2 separate regions of the Homo sapiens genome follow, and region 1 is linked to region 2. The links are chromatin loops, found by intact Hi-C in ENCODE. Cell type or tissue: A673. All regions are shown on one strand. Each heading gives the region's core, and the rest is flanking DNA. Links, peaks and the distances in the headings are about the cores only. Region 1 overlaps LOC124900404 (a long non-coding RNA gene). Region 2 overlaps LOC124900404 (a long non-coding RNA gene).

Region 1 (2,927 bases), core at 209-2,708, 55 kb before region 2:
TTACATTCACTCAAATCGAGCTATTCCTGACAACTGTCAGGGAATTCAGGTTGAGCCAAAAGTTCCAGATACATTAGAAAATCTCTCTATGTTTACAAAAAAGAAGGTTCCTTTTGGATGAAGAACAATAATCAGTTCAAGCCTTTCTTGTACAGGAAGAGGTAAGCTACAAAGTGAGCTATAATCAAAGCTGGTCCTCAAAATTGGTTTATCCTCTCAGAGGGCTTCAGGAATTCTCAGACTGATGTGGAAATGGAGAGTGCTCTTGGAGACATTGCCAGTCTGTAATGAACTCTCCAGATTTATCCTGGGCCCAGCTTCTTCCAGTGTAGGATAGACTGTGTAAATCTGAAGATACTAGAACTAGACTGGGACAAAGGATGAGGATAGGCTCCCTCATTTAATGTTAACACCAAAGCCTGCAGAGAGCCCTCAGCCTTTTAAAAAATATTGTGGTAGATTGGCTGCCAACTCTTCAAAAAGTTAATTAATAAAATGCAAATAAATTATAAATGAAGAGAATCACTTGGTTAAATAAATTTTATTAGTTGGAAGAAATGCACACCCAATGTTATTAGGCTAAAATAGTATATTAAGTCAACCAAAGGAAGCCTTTGTTGTAACAATATTCATACAGTATAGAGTTTTCAGACAGTAATTTTTTTGTTTACAAAGCTTATATGCAGTGATTTTATATTTTCCAGGCACAGCCAGACCTGCAGAGATAAGGGACATATTGAATGAAACAACAATCCTATTGTGATTGAAGTTGTATGTTTCGAAGGCCATTCATATCCTATATTTGTTAATTAAATATGTAGGCATTCTTTTTAAAATAGAAAAAAAGAATAGCTGCTGGCCTATCTTTAGTTGCTGGATTTTGCAAAAGATTTATGGATGTTGCCTGAGAATGTTGAAATCTCTTATTTCTGACAAGGTTCAAGTTCTGTCATGAATGTAATCTGCACTGCCACCAAAACCAGCTGGCAAGTGAAGTGGTTTCTCATGCGCTCCTGAATCCATGGTGTAGGTTTTTCTAAATATGATCTGTATTAGGCAGTTTAAATAAATGAATTTGAATATTTTTAACCTTGTAATTAAATTAAGTGTTCTATACTGTGTGTTCTGAAATGCTTCTTTGCAAAGACATTGCAGAGTGAATTTAAACATAAGAAACTATTTAATCATTTCAATTAAGAGTTCCCTTTATCTGTGAAGAGCAAAATGTCTCAAATAAAAATATTATTTTTTGGTGCTGCTGGTACACTTTTCCAGAAATGCAGCTGATCTCAGGTTTTTTCCTTTAGGCTATCATAAAAAATATTATGAAAATGGAAATAAGATATAAATGTTCAGATGATTAAAAATCTTGCATTCAGAGTGTCTTTAAAGTTAACATACATTTGACAGTTGGTCTTGTCTCTTCTGGGGCCACTAACACACCATCTACAGCAATCCTAATAGACTACAAACTGCTAAATATTTGTTAAGTCAGGAGAACCATATTTTGGTGGGGCTGGGAAGTTCAGCAGTGGCAACAGCTACTGGGCAACTGTCCAAGGTTCTGAACCATCTGCCAGCTTTGACATGTTTTTCTCTCTCCTGAACCTGAGAACCTGGTGACACCCGTCTAGCTACTCCCAGATTGTATCTTATTTTTATTATATTTATCAGTAATATATAATTTAATTTTTTTATTTATCCAGAATAAACAGAGCTGGAATTTATGTTACCCAATTGAAGTGTTAATTTTATTTTCTTTAAAAAATTAACTATGCTTGGCGTATTTGCATATATTTTCCATTACTGGAAGTGGGAAGGTAGAAAAAGTTACATACTCCTCTAGTACTATACTTCTGACAATAAAGTCTTTGAAATATAAAGAAAAATCCAGTGCCAATTCTGACAACTTTAACGGCCATGCAGTGTTTACAGCTATAGACTCCTAATGATCTGCTTCCTACACAATGTCTTTGAGATGTGCTTATGCAAATAGCCAAAAGGATATTTTTTCCTGCCGTTTTCTACAAATACAAACCTAATTTTAGCTGAGCAGCACTTAGTATACATGGGTGGTGATGTCATTAATGATTTTTTGGTGTTTCTTGCTCCAAATATCACAATTTGAAAGATATATTAATCCAGCCAAAAGAATAACTCTAATAATGCTGAGAGTCCCAAAATATGATCCCTCTTGGCTTACCCATCTACAAGGGAGACTAAAGAGCATGCTATTAATCCTGTGTTAAAGGAATCTGGCAGAATTCGAATGCCTTTATAATCTATAATGAAGTATTATCACCCTAGTAATGTTGTATGACCTTTAGGGGCCTCAGCTTTTCCATCTTTAAGTGTGAAGTTTGGATTTGGTGATGTTAATGATAACTTCAGATTCTAAGCTTCCATACTCAGTAATCTTGGCAGGTGTGTTACCTCATAAACCATTCAATGTTCTAAGAAAGATACCATTCTTTGTACTACACTGGAGTTCCAGTGAGTATTATGTATATAAACGTATAAGTAATAACTGCATTTTGCTTTTCTGTTTGGTGAGCCATACAGTAAAGCAGCACTTCATTTGTTCATAAGACAAGATGTCAAAGTCTCAATAAACCTGTCCATGTGTGTGAATGTGTGTTTGCATGTGTGTGTGTAACATAGAGACAAAGATAGAGACCCTGACAGAGACTGTTCAGTGACACTGGAGAGGAATCAATTGGTTTAGGGGAAAATAAGCAAAAAATGACACAGAAGGAAGCATTTGCTGAATATAAAGAACTATTTCTATGGGGTTTCATAATGTGCCAGATTCAGGCCTATTCTTTCCCAAGTCTGAAGATTCCACACTAAACCTTCTCCCTAAGCATTATAAGAGTAAGAGACATTTCACTTTGCCTGTAGAATGAATAAAGTCCCAATGATATTTT
Region 2 (2,927 bases), core at 101-2,600:
GCCCTGTCATGTTCTCAAGTTACCTTGTACATATTCTAAATTTCATAATGGAACAGTAGACTCAATACTTTACCCATAATCCTTAACTTTCATGATCTTCTTGCTTTATTTGTACATACTTGGCAATAGCCCAGTCATGGCCTAATCCACTCCTTCCTTGGTCAGCTCCTGCAGGTGTGGAGTGTGTTGCACATAGACGAAGACATCCTGCCATACTAAGTTGTCTCATATCAAATCCATGAAAACTAATTTCAAATGGGGTCCAATTGGTTTCCATCAAATTCTATAACCTTCCCCCAATTATTTGCTTTTCTATCCACTGGAAGAAAATTTCATACCTTCTCAACCACCCTCAAACTTCTTCCTCTGCCTACGTCTCAACTGATGATTTAATAGGAAAAGGGAAGTAATTAGAAGAGATTGGACACAAGCTCTCTTGACTGTGTTTACCCACTTAGCAGCATGTGTACATACATATGCTTTCTTTTCTCCTCTTATTGAAGGTGTACTAAACATGCTGCTACACAGGAAAAAGCTCCACCGTCCCCACTCCTTCCTGCCCATGTGCACCTGTCCCATTTCCTTTCATTGACTCAGTTATCTTCTCTCACTCCTGCAATACCAGGTTTTCCTATCTACTGAATCATGCTCATTAGCATCAGATATACTTATATATCTCAATCGATTAAAAAAATTCTTGGCTGGGTGCAGTGGCTCATGCCTGTAATTTCAGCACTGTGGGAGGCCGAGTCAGGTGGATCACTTGAGGTCAGGAGTTCGTGACCAGCCTGGCCAACATGGTGAAACCCCATCTCTACTAAAAATACAAAAATTAGCCAAGCATGGTGGCACATGCCTGTAGTCCCAGCTCCTCAGGAGGCTGAGGCAGGAGAATTGCTTGAACATGGGAGACAGAGGTTGCAGTGAGCAGAGATCATGCCACTGCACTCCAGCCTGGGTGACAGAGCAAGACTCTGTCAAAAAAAAAAAAAAAAAGAATTCTCCTAACTTCTCCTGACCTTCAGATTTCCTCCTTATAATGCCCTCTTTTTAGCAGAACTCCTCGGAAGAGTTTTATAACTGCTGAGTCCAGTTATTGTTGGTCAGTCTCTTGATTCACTGAAGCTGATTATTGCTTCACCCTTAATGACACTTAGACTCATGATTTAAAATTCCACCTACCTTTGGCAACTCCCAAGATTAAAGTTTTAACATGTCTACTAGATATTGAACAGAGGTATTTAGCATATTCTCAGTCGCTGTACTTCACCTTCCCAACTCCCACTATTCTCTTCAATCTTTCCCAATTCACTAATACCATCCTTCCCATTACTCAGGCCAAAAATCCTTAGGCTCATGCTTGACTTCTTTCTTTCTCACACACTGTGTATCCAATTAGTGAAACCTATTAGGCCTACCTAGTAAATATATCCTGAATCCAAATGCATTTAACCACCTCCGTTGTTTTCATCCTGGCCCACGCCACCATTATCTCTGACCTGGAATTTTGCAATAGCTTCCTGTTGCAAACCTGACTGCTTCTCCCCAGAAATATTGCTGTCAATTCAGAACACAGCAGTTGAAGTCATCCTCATAAACCCCTATGGCATGAAGACTAATTTGAGGGGAATTCTTTTTAACAAAATAGAACTAAAATCTTTAACATAGAAGATGGAAGTAAGTGGCAGGAATTAAAGCATTCTAAGTTTATTCTATTTGATAACAACTAATTAAATCCATGCATTGCATTTGGAGAATTATGGGAGGAGGGGTTTTCTATGCCATGAAGCAATGTTCCGTGAAGCTAATTCTCTGGTATAAATTTTCAATAAACCTGATGAAAGTGCTATATGCTAATTAGTCTTAAAATGGAAAGAACATTTTTAAACTTAATTAACACTATGTTATTTTTTGTGGCCTGTTGACAGAGACCAAGTTGTGTGGGAAACTTCCTTTAAGAAAGGTACACTTACTATATATGTTAACTGTGGACTTCCACATTGTGAAAGAGAGGTCTACTGGAAATAGAATTTTCCTCTAATAAGAAAATATTGTTAGTGCAGAAAGAAGGTAAATTTAGATTGGCTAGGCTCAGAGGAAACAAAGTAGGCATTCTTTTCATATAAGTACATGAAGAATCCTTTCATAAAGTTATAGTTGCTAGTCTTCTTAGTCACATGGTAAGTACTTAATGATATCCATTTTCGCTATGTTGGAGATAGAAATGTTGCGTTAAATATGTGAAAGCAAGCTGGAAAATATTTAATTAGTGATGGTATTATTACCTATGGAGAGGAATGTTTCCATCCTATCACTGGTGGGACACTTGGAATCACCTGTTTCCTGAACCTCATTTTCATGTTCAATAGCTCAAATATTCTGGTAATCCCATGCCCACTTTGTGAACTTGAGCTTCGGAAGGGAGGCAGATAGAATGTGAAACAAATGTAGGCACAGCCACGCTACTCAAGAGAAAAGACTCCTGTGAATCCTGTCTCTTCTGAGTCTCCTTAGTTTTTCTGCCTCTTCTCTGATGCCCAGCTTTCTTGGTAGCTTAGGTGGAAATTTACTTATGAAACATCCCTAAATAGAAAGGTTAAGAGCCTTGATTTTCCCCAACAGTAATATAGAGCATCCTCATATTTACAGTAAAATTCTTCAGTTCATTTAATTACTTGCATCATTCATGTGGGGCTTTTGTTTGGTTGATTATTCCTTAGATCTTTCAGTATGCAATGCTTATACAGAACTTTCATTTAAAAAAATGCAAATATGAGGGAATAAGACTGTATCCATAAGTCATATGCCTACAGGAAACTTATTCTTCAGTGGTGTACCTTAAGTGGAAGTCTCCATTAGTTAAATGCTCCTAATCCATAATCCCCTATTAAGAAAGAGGCTTGTTTTACTTTGTTTTCAATTTTCAG

The links. Hi-C counts contacts between places; a loop is a spot of excess contacts. Peaks named below come from ENCODE experiments on the same cell type or tissue, not always from the same donor. Only the 100,000 strongest peaks of a DNase experiment are listed, where the experiment ranks them.
Region 1: a loop joins it to region 2, with 2.1 times the contacts of the local background. A loop is called at or near these places in 4 of 110 quality-filtered maps.

Annotation. Positions count from the first base shown.
Region 1 is chr1:98,118,445-98,121,371 of GRCh38, forward strand. The region is part of intron 1 of LOC124900404 (a long non-coding RNA gene); the gene reads left to right. Among named protein-coding and RNA genes, the nearest start is that of MIR137HG, 70 kb to the left of the region's middle. In A673, for the core only: no CTCF peak of the experiment used is centred there; a DNase peak (open chromatin) is centred at 1,557.
Region 2 is chr1:98,173,439-98,176,365 of GRCh38, forward strand. All of the region lies in intron 1 of LOC124900404 (a long non-coding RNA gene), which reads left to right. Among named protein-coding and RNA genes, the nearest start is that of LINC01776, 36 kb to the right of the region's middle. In A673, for the core only: no CTCF peak of the experiment used is centred there; no DNase peak of the experiment used is centred there.